Linked DNA regions of Mus musculus: region 2 is linked to region 1. The links are chromatin loops, found by intact Hi-C in ENCODE. Cell type or tissue: left cerebral cortex. All regions are shown on one strand. Each heading gives the region's core, and the rest is flanking DNA. Links, peaks and the distances in the headings are about the cores only. Region 1 holds the start of Gm32630 (a long non-coding RNA gene). Region 2 overlaps Ppp5c (protein phosphatase 5, catalytic subunit).

Evidence for each region. A loop is a pair of places that touch in the nucleus more often than their neighbours do. Peaks named below come from ENCODE experiments on the same cell type or tissue, not always from the same donor. Only the 100,000 strongest peaks of a DNase experiment are listed, where the experiment ranks them.
Region 2: it touches region 1 in a loop (9-fold over the local background); 28 of 42 quality-filtered maps call a loop at or near these places.

The regions. Positions count from the first base shown.
Region 1 is chr7:16,929,059-16,934,431 of GRCm38, reverse strand. Gm32630 (a long non-coding RNA gene) reads left to right here and starts at 2,283. Exons shown (of 3, transcript XR_391181.3): 1 at 2,283-2,491; 2 at 3,472-3,549; 3 at 3,685-4,096. In left cerebral cortex, for the core only: CTCF peaks have their summits at 1,281 (motif pointing left), 2,266 (motif pointing left) and 3,405 (motif pointing left); DNase peaks (open chromatin) are centred at 1,213, 2,254 and 3,391; H3K27ac peaks cover 1,840 bases.
Region 2 is chr7:16,999,745-17,005,117 of GRCm38, reverse strand. It overlaps Ppp5c (protein phosphatase 5, catalytic subunit), which reads left to right. Exons shown (of 13, transcript NM_011155.2): 13 at 1-478. The coding sequence ends at 9. Among named protein-coding and RNA genes, the nearest start is that of Ccdc8, 8.5 kb to the right of the region's middle. In left cerebral cortex, for the core only: a CTCF peak has its summit at 2,592; DNase peaks (open chromatin) are centred at 1,610, 2,414 and 2,626; H3K27ac peaks cover 1,390 bases.

The DNA.
Region 1 (5,373 bases), core at 317-5,316:
CAGTAGCAGGGTGATCACTTGTATGGCTCCAAACAGCAAAGTGGCAGGTTCCAGCAGTGGGCGTGGCAGAACAATTGAGCAGGAAGCTCCACCCCTGAGCAAGCAGGTTTCAGGCTGGGGTAGGGGAGGCTACAGGGGTTGACTGATTTATCTGAGATTCAGAAACCATGGAGTCTACCTGCAGAGGGAAAGTGCCATGCCCTGGACATATCTAGAGGAGTCACTGAAGCTATGGAGCATCTGGAGTCACACTTCAGGTGCTGGAGAGGCCACCGTTAGTTAACATACCAATAGAGAACTCTCTGGGTGCAGTGAAAGTAGGCAAAGCCTTAGATTAACACCATTGAACAGTTCAGCCGTGAACACAAAACCAAGGGCTAGAGTGTAGCTTTGTGGGTATGATGCTTGCCTAGCATGCAAGAGAACCTGGGTTTGAGCCCTAGCAACTCATAAAGCCAGTTGTAAAGGTTCACGCCTGTCATTTCAGGACTCCGGAAGTGGAAGTAGTAGGATCGGGAGTTTGGAGGCAGAAGGATGGGGAGTTTGAGGCCAGCTGGGGTTACCTGAGGCCCTGTCTCGAAAGGTAAATAATTAAACAAGAAAGGGGGCTGGTGAGATGGCTCAGTGGTTGAGAGCACCAACTGCTCTTCCGAAGGTCCTGAGTTCAGATCCCAGCAACCACATGGTGGCTCACAACCATCCGTAACGAGATCTGACTCTCTTTTCTGGAGTGTCTGAAGACAGCTACAGTGTACTTACATATAATAAATAAATGAATAAATAAATAAATAAATAAATAAATATTTTTTTAAAAAATTAAACAAGAAAATGAACAAATAAATACATAAAATGAGAGTGAGGTGAGCTTTCCCCTGCAGGTGTTTGGGGAAGGGTGTACCATTTTGCATACCGAAATTGGCCAGGACACTGTTTATGTAAGTTTGTCCTTGACAGAATTATTGGAACAAAAGAATCTGAGATTCTCTTAGAAATTGTTGTCAGCTCTGAACAAAAAGAACACCCCACCCCCGAAGGCTGAATGCTGATTGGTTGGGTCTCTATTATCTGTTGCTATGGTGACAAGGGGTTAACCCTCACCTCTATTTTGTAGAGAATAAATACCTGAGGGTTTCTCTATGAAATCAGGAAAACGGTTTTGTCTCTCCTTCAGTGAGATTGGGAGGACGAGAGCACAATGCTCTTCAAGATTTATATTTTAAGAAAATAGAGGTTGTTGTCTTATATAAATTAGCAATGTGGCGTAGATTTAAATCCTGGTGATGGCTCCCAAATGCAGAGCGCCGTCTGGTGGTCAGTAATCAAGAGCCATGAGCATATTATGTGTTACAAAGGTGACTCCCCTCTCTATATGTGTGTGTGCGTGTGTACGTGTGTGCGCGCGTGCGTGTGTGTGTGTGTGTGTGTGTGTGTGTGTGTGTGTGTGCAGGACACAGGACAATTATTTTCAGGAGTTGGTTCTCTCCTGTCATGGATTCTAGGGGCTGAACTTGGGTAGTCAGTCAGCCTTGGCACTTTGCCACTTTCCTGACATCTTCACCCTCATATTTACATAAATAAACTCAGCAGTAAAGCCCTTGCCTAGAATCCCCCCACCCCCCGTGAGGAGGCTGGATGAGCCCCTGCCCAGCACACATTAGCTCCTGGATTTCATCCCCAGTAACACAAAAACAAGTAAAAATTTAACAATTTTACTTTTTCCTTTCTTTATTTTCACTTGTTGGTTTCATTTTAGTTTTTTCACAGGGTCTCACTCTGTAGCTCAGGCTGTATTAGAACTCACTATGTAGCCCAGGTTGGCCTCAGAATTACAGAAATTCTCCTGTCTCTGCCCTCTGAGGATTGGCAGCACAGGTAGGAGGTGCCATGCCCAGCTTTATCTCCTAGTTTATTAGGGCATCGAGGTATCTGTGGTTCCCTCCAGGGGACAGCTGGCACTGCAGGTACTTCAGTGTGAACCTCCACTTCCTCACACTATCCCTGCAAGTCTTACTGTGTGCTGGACACCAGTCACCTGAGTCTCCCGGTGACTCTTCCCAGTAGCGTCTCACGAAGTGGTCAGAAAATGGGTGACACAAACCAAGTTTTCTTGTAATCTGATCCTATTCCTGACAACCCACCCTGTTTCCTGTATCCAAGTTTTGGATGCTGTCGTTCCAAATTGCATTCAAAGAGGCTTAGGCCCCAGAACGACCTTCTAACGCTTGGGAGGCAGGAAGATGATCATAAACGTTACCATAGCGCCACCTGGTGGTCAACTGAGGTAAGCAGTAATTGAGAGAGAAGTATGTGATTGGGTTCTATGGCCCAGAGCCTGTCATCTCAGTCATTCAAGATGTTGAGGCAGGAGGATAGAAACGCCCGGCCTACATATGTAGTGATTTCGACATCGTCCTGGCCCGCTTTTGAGGATGCAACCTAAAAACTAAAAATGAAATTGAGCATGGTGGGTCCCCGCACGCAGGAGGCAGAGGTAGGTGGATCTCTGTGAGTTTGAGGTCAGCCTGCTCTACACAGTGAGAGTTCCAGGACAGTCAGGGCTATGTAGAAAGACCCTGTCTCCAAAAAAGGGACGGGAGCCTCCTCTATTGCTCAGTGAGTGACGGAGCTTGCTGGGCAAACCTGATGGCATAAGTTTAGAACCTCAAACCCATAACGGAAGGAAAGAACTGACTTCAGTAAGTCATTCTCTGACTTCTAGATATTTGTCATGGTACACATCGATACAGAAAGATAGATAATAGATCGATAGATAAATAGATATGGAAAAACACTTATTGAAAAAATAAAAGTAAGCTGGGTGGTGGCGCACGCCTTTAATCCCAGCACTCAGAAAGCAGAGGCAGACAGATCTCTAAGTTTGAGGCTAGCTTGATCTACAGAGTGAGTTCCAGGACAGCCAAGGCTACACAGAGAAACTCTGTCTCAAAAAAAAAAAACTTAAAAATGAAAGCAAAGGTATGAGAGATGTGGCTTAGTGGTGTAGTGCATGCTGGAATCAATCCCATCATCTGAAAAAAGAAAATAAAATAAATGAATAAAAATTCTTGAAAATACAGTTGAAAGGAGTCTTGTGAAGTTCTAGCACAAAATGTTACTATAACCTGAAACTAATTGCCACCCTGAATAAGCTGATGGTTTAACTGGCTGTCTGCCTTCATCTGTTGCCATGGTGATAGCCATTATGTCTGATGCTGTTAAAAGGAAGACCTGCTTTTTAAGTTTTCTTTCACCAAACCAGAAGGGGATCGTTGGTTCTATTTTCCCACAAACAGAATAGAACCCAAGGTCTGTGCCTTTGACCCAGTTTGGGGTCAGGGTTCTATCAACCATGGTAGAAATTAGTTAGGAGAGATGGTAAGAATCTTCACCAGAGAGCCCTCTAGTGGCACATGAATGAAGTGCAGGGCTCTTGGATGTCTATTTCCAGCCTTGCCTGTCTGGGCCCTGCAGGTTCTCCATGGTTCTCCACTGCAGTCCTAGCAGAGAGATTAAGTCTCCTGCCTGAAATCACACAGCCAAGAATGAAAGGTATGATGATTTTTATATATAAACCCAGGTCCCGGGGAAAGGAAGGGAAAAAATGGGAAAAAAGGGAAAGAATAGGGGGACACACCCTGCAGGATGAGTAATTTGCATTTTTAATTTGCATATCTCTAATTGCAGTGTTCCAGCAAGAACATATTGTGAAACACTTGGAAGGTAGAGGCAGGAGGATCTCTGTGAGTTCCAGGCCAGCCAGAGATACACAGTGAGACCCTATGTCAAAAACAAGCAAAAAGAACCGTGTGGCAGTTAAAAGCATCTGCTGTTTTTCCAGAGGACCCAAGTTCCATTCCCAGAACCGACACCAGGCATCTTATCCACCTGTAACTCCAGCTCGAGGGCATCCAATGTCCTCTCTGGGCCTCCCTTGGCATCAGAGCACACATGGAACATACACACAGTAATGTACACACAGATTTAAAACAAAATTTTAATACTGTACTTATTTGTTTTTTAATTTATTTCTGTGGGAAGCAGAAATGGACATGTGCTGCATACCCACACTACAGTGAGGCCCAGCTCACTGTAGCAGTGCCATGCCAGGCTGGTGATCCTGCATTCCGTAAGAAAGCAGGCTAGTGGTCACAGTGTTTTATTGCAGCAATAGAAACTCTAACTTATTAAATCTGCCAGTGGTGGCGAACGCCTTTAATCCCAGCATTCGGGAGGCAGAGGCAGGGGGATCTCTGAGTTTGAGGCCAGCCTGGTCTACAGAGTGAGTTCCAGGAAGGCTATTTTAAAGCTGGAGTTACAGGTACTTGTAAACTCTCCAATGTGGGTGCTGGGAACAGAACTTGGGTCCTACAAAAAACAAGCAGTATCTACACGTAAGCACTGAGCCATCTCTTCAGCCTCCTTAAAACTTGCTTTTGTTTTGTTTTCCGAGACAAGGTATCACTGGGTAATCTGGGCTGGCCTCTAACTCAAAGATCCACCTGGCTTTGCATCCTGAGTGCCAGGACTAAAAGTGGGCACCACCATGCCCAGAATATTTGAAAACTACAACTCAATAATAAGAAGACAGCCTGATTTTAAAATGGGTAAAAGGCCAAGTAGTGGTGGTGTATATCTTTAATCCCAGCACTCTGAGTTTGAGGCCAGCCTGGTCTATACATTGGGGACAGCAGGGCTACACAGAGAAACCCTGTCTCAAAAATCCAAATAGTAACAATAAAATAATCGAGGGCTGGCTCAGTGGTTGGAAGCACTGGCTGCTCTTCCAGAGGACGTGGGTTCGATTCCCAGCATCCACATGGCAGCTCACAACTGTCTGTAACTCCACTTCCAGAGGATCTGATACCCTCACACAGACAAATGTGCAGGCCAAATACCAAAGCATATAAAGTAAAAATAAATAATTAAAAAAATTAAAAGATCAAGAGATTTGAGTCAACCTTCTCAGAGTTGTGCAGACAAGTCCAAGACACACACAAAGTGGGGCCAATACTATTAGTTATTAGGGAAATAAAATCCAAACAATGGGCTATTGCACCATATCCTCTAAGGAGGCTGTAATTAAAAGGAAAGATGGGGCCTGCCGGCACACCTTGGTTGGTAGAATGCTTGCTTAGGGTTCACTCCTTGGAGTCCATCCTAGCAATAGATATAGTGACCTCAGCACTTGGGAGGTGGAGACAGGATCAAGCATTCAAGCCAATCCTTGACTTCACAGTGAGTTCGAGGCCAGTCTGAGCTGGGTGAGAGTCAAAAACCAAACAATAAAACAAAATAGCAAGATTTGCAGATGTAAGAACAAAACAAAACAAAACAAAACAAACAAACAAAACATGTGCCCCGGGGTTTCAAAAA
Region 2 (5,373 bases), core at 85-5,084, 71 kb before region 1:
ATGATGTGAGGCTGTCAGCAGCAGTGAGCCGGGACTTGCCCAGCTGAATGGCCCCGCCCTCGGCCTGCTGCCCCGCCCCAGGGCAACGTTGGACCCCCTTTTACTTTGTAAAGTTTGTATTTATTCCCCTTTAGGTTGCAGAGGGGGTGGGGGCAGCGTGGGGCAGCAGACGACAGGCTCCTGGTCAGAGAAAGGAGACTGGAGGTAGGGCACAGCCTGGGCATTTGGAGGAAGGCCAGCCTGGGTAGGGGTGGGGCCAAGAGGAGGTCTTGCCCCTTCACCTGCATGGCTCCTCCCCTGGTAAAGCAATAGGACCCTGCCATAGGAAGACCCCAAAAGAGGGTCATCAGGGAGGCCTCCTCCTGGTAGCCTCAGGGTGGGGCAAGGCTGGGGCCCACCCCCCAGCTATTTTATGTTCTGTAATTAACTATGTTAAAATAAAATAAAGTCATTATTGTAAGTCAAACCTCATCTCAAACCCACCTCGACGTGTGTCCACCACGTACAAGCCCCTCCAGGGTGGGTACAGTTTGGTTCTGGGTGCCCCTCAGTGATGTGGACATCACAGGACAAGAGTCACCACAGAAGTATCGTCGGACCCCTGAGACCTGTGCAGGCTGCAGGCTGACCTCAGACCCCTCAGAAGCCTCTGTTCTAGCTGAGCTTTGCAAGGAAACGGCATAGTGGGTGGAGCATGCGGAGCCTTCTGAACCCTCATCTCCCAACAGCACCGCAAAGTCCATGCTCAGTGCTCTGGGCTCCCAAGCTGTCCTCAGCAGGGACAGCGCTCAGCAACTGTTCTGCTCTGCTGTATGCTCATGGGGCAAACAAGGCTTGGGCTGCCCAGAGAGCTAGTCTGCCCGAGAAGTTGCTGTTTCCCTGGCCTGGGAGTCCTCCGTTGCTACTGTTGGTTGAGAGGCCCTGAGCCTTCAGTTCAGTAGTGCTTGAGGAATTTCAGAATCCTATAACTGAGAATGTGGCCAGCAGGTGTGGCTGGTGTTTATTTCCAAGCTGGAAGGTGGATTATACTCAACCTCTCAGAAAATTCCATAGTCCCCGGTGCTCTGTGCAAACCCCTAGCAACCTGTAGGACTGCCCCTGTCTATAGCAGGTTCTTTTCTCCACACTGTGCAGGACATCTGACAGAAGCAGCTCCAGGGATGGCTGCTAGTCACAGGTGAGAAGACTGCGCCATCATTCAGGAAAGACCGTGGTTGTACTGGGTCAAGACTGCAGGAGCTTTCGTGGTCAGCTTCTCACAGGATAGAGGCCAGAAAGCAAAGAGAGAGATCTCAAGCAGGGCCAGCTAGGAACGTTCAAGGCCCACCCCTTAGTGCCCTGCGTCCTCCAGCTAGGTCACGAGTTTAGAAATCTCTACTCTCAAAGTCCAAGTTGGATCCCTGACAAAAACTGGAGAACTGACTCCATAAAGTTGCCCTCTGATCCTCACACAGGCTGTGGTAGACATGCCCCACCCCCAGTAATAACATACATCTTTTTTTAGTTGGGCTATGAAGTTTCTCTGTATGTTTGTTCAGACCATGAGTTTCCCATGATTTACTGATATAGAAACAGTGCATGCTGTGTCAGCGTCCTCTCAAGGCACAGAACAGGACATATGTCACACAGTAGGGGCTGTGTAGTCCAACAGTGGCCATCTGTGCATGCCAGAGAGCCTGAGAACAGGGCCTCAACAGTGTGGGCTAGTGAGTCAGCTCAGTGGGCAAAAGTACTTGCTTGCACCAAGACTAAGAGCCTGGGTTTGCTCCCTGGTGGGGAGGAGAGCCAACACTTCCCCATTTCCTCTCCTACACACACACACACAGTTGTCCTCCACCCCTACCTCCACACACTTTTTTTTGTTTTGTTTTATTTAAATGGAGGTAGACAATGTTTTCCTCTGAAAAAAGCTTGCTGTTTTATATCTGGATAGGCCACCTGCTGCCAGGGTCTTCAATCCTTAATTGATCTTCCCTGAAAATCATCATATGCCCAGCAAAGGAGTCCCAGACAATATGAAGAGCTGGGGATGTGGCTCAGCCATAAAGCACTTACCCAGGATTAACCAGTAAGGGCCTGAGAGGACAACAAAGTCCAGTGCCAAGACCGGTAGGAACTCCATCTGCAGGCTCCCACCTGTCCTCTGCCTTTCCCACATTCAACCCTGGGAGCAGAACATAGGTGGACTTCACCACACACCAGGTGAAAGAGTAAGTTTAGAATGGGGATTAGGGTGGGAGTGTGGGGAACACAGGCACTTGAAGAGGCAGAAGCAGGAAAATCGGGAGTGAAAGGTCATCCCCAGCTACACAGCCAGCCTGGTTTAAGGAGACTCTGCAAAGCAAAAGTTGGGAAGGTGCCACTCAGCCTGGGACTCCAGGTCTGACTCACTATCACCCCCTACTGTTGCTGGCGGAGTGAATAATTTCTAGACTGAAACCAAGTTGTAGGGAATGGACTTGGATCTACCCATCCATGCACAGTGGTTAAAAATGTGCCAGGGGCCCCTGGGTCACTCAGGCAGAGAAACAGTACTTTCCAGGTGTGTGACATGGGCCTAAAACGACTTGAGGAAGGAATGAAGGTCCTGGGGACAAGAGGTGACCTGCATCCCTAAGTCCCTGCCAGACTAGACTAGAATCCACCACCAGGTGGTGCTCCAGGACCACAGCTAAAAACCCACCAGCGATGGATGGCACTTCTCAGGGCACAAGCGTGCAGGGGGAGGTGGAGTAGCGTGTCCTAACCCATCCACCTTTGAGATGGGAGGAGGGCAGTTTACACCTGTTACAAAACCCATACAAGCTAATGTTTCTGTCTCACTAGTGATGTTCTATTCTGTTTAAAGCTCTAGCCCAGCTAGCCAGGGTATTATCATGTAACCCAGGCTGCTCAGAAACTTCCTATATAGTGGAGGATGACTGAACTTTTGATCCTACTACGTCTACCTCCAGTGTGCTGGTGTTTCAGGCATGCACCACTAAGCCTGGGTTTGGGGTAGCAAGATAGCAACAACTAGACTACATCCCAGTCCTAGATGCTCTTACTGTGAGCATTTTTTCCAGATGGGGAAATTGGCTCAGAGAGGGTAGATGACTCGCCAAGAGTCACACAGCCCTGAAATAGGAACCCAGTTTGGCTCATCTGATGATGGACCTCCTAAACTTGAGATAGGGAAACGTGGTTATGGGGAATAAGAACGAGAAAGCAGTCAGATGATCGGCCAGGTGAGCACAGATGCTTCCTGCCTGGTCTTGAAGTGGTCCCTGCACATACCCTCCCCCTATGGTGGTCATGGTCAAGGGTAATGAGGTAAGAAAAGAAAAAAGAAAAAAAAAGCTGCTGGTTAATCTTGGCTGGCCAGGGACAGCAAAGAATAAGAGAGCGCGAGGGACTCCACGGGACTTCGCACAGCATCTTCATCTTTAAGGATGGCTAAGAGACTGATTCCAGATGTGTACAGGCCTCAGAAAAAAGATGGAGTAGGGCTAGATGGCAGGAGTGAAGCCAGGAAGCTCCTCCAAAGATCCATCACCACCACCTCCTGTTCCCCCAAAATTCTCAACCTTCTTTCCTCAGCCTGGGTCTGGGAGCCTGAGCTCTTTCACTTTATTCTTGTGACAGTGAGTGGCAGCCAAACTCGTTCAGATGGAAACCGAAAAGCTTGGAACTATACCTCTGAGATGGATCCTCTGCCTAGAATCCTCCAGTGAGGGGCCGGCGGCGTGGCTCAGGGGTAGAGCCCCTGCCTAGAATCCCCCAGTGAGGGGCTGGGGGCATGGCTCAAGTGTAGAGCCCCTGCCTAGAATCCCCCAGTGAGGGACTGGGGGCGTGGCTCAGTGGTAGAGCCTCTGCCTAGAATCCCCCAGCATCTGGTGAGGCCCTAAGGTGTGGTTTCATGGAAGATTACTTGCCTGATATGCATAATACCCTGGGTTCCACTTTGAAGTCAATAGCTTCATCTTTTCAAAAGCAAGGAAGGTCAGGACCACAGGGAAATACAATTAGGTGTGTAATCAGTCTTAGGATAATGTTCAGAAATGGGCAATATTAATGTGCTCTTAGTGCAGGATTTTCTGTCGTTTTTTTTGTATTATTTACTCATTCATTATTTTAACAGTGCCTCATGTAGCCCAAGCTGGCCTCAAGCTCACTCTGTGTCCTGTCTTGCAATCCTGATCCTCTTGCATCATTTGTTACCATGCCAGACTATGCCCTTTGATGGCAAAGGTGTCCCCCATCATGCTCTTGGCCAAGCCCACATGAGAGCCTGTGGTTTCAATCAGTCTGAGATAGACAGACGTGGTCTCCAAGTCCCCCGCAGCCTATTAACTCATCAGTGCCATCCACTCATCAGAGGTGTCATCTACAACAGCAAGAAGAGAATAATAATGTGCTACTTAGCCTGTGGCCTCCGAAGTGTGATTTCACCCGCAGGGCAGGTGTCAGGTGCCTGGGGAGGCCAGTGCACAAAGCGTACAGGATGCCCTAGAGCTGGAGTTACAGGTGGTTGTAAGCCTCTTAGCCACTTAGGAGCTGAACTTAGGTCCTCTGCAGGAGCAGCACAACACTCAACTACTCAGCCATCTCTCTAGTCCTCGCCTCAGCCCCCCAGGTGCCAGAATCACAGATCTGCTTCATGGACCAAGTTTGACTTGTTTACTTGTCTGTTTGTCTATGTGTTTATCCATGCAGGGTATAGATATATCCATACTTTATCACCTGGGTAAGGCTGGCCTCGAACTCTTAAGCTCAAGTAATTCTCCTGCCTCAGTCCCTGGAGTAACTGGGTACCATTATGTTAGCTAAAATGTGATTTTTAAAATCAGGCAATAGGAAGTGAGGGGGTGGGAGTCCAGATTCTGAGTTGCTTCCTTGCCGGTCTTCATTTCGCTCCATAGGGAAGAGAGGAGATAGCACGAGGGAAGGGAGTTTCAACCCATTGCCCACACGACAAAGCTTGAAGAAGCTAGGACTTCAAGCTCCACAGTGCCCTACTCCAGGGCTCCTGGCATAACCGTCCCGGCCTGAAAGAGGATTTGAATGGTACCTGCTACGCCCAGTTCCCAAATTCACAGTTTGGGATTGTGGCTTCAAATTCATTTATCAGGAATCATCCCAACTTGGTCATGACTGCTGGTCACAAGACGTCCTGAGATGTCCCTCAGTGTGTCCATTTTCTAAAGCTGTCTAGAATGGCAGCCCTCAATCCCAAACCAGCCACAACCCAGAAGCCTGGGCTGCAGTTCTGACTATGGCCACCAGGTGGCGATCCAATCTGGCAGGTTCCCAATCAGGTGGCTGAGCTGCTTGACTGGACTGGGTGCCCAGGACAAGTTCAACATCTAACAGTACCAAAGTTATGCCTGGCCT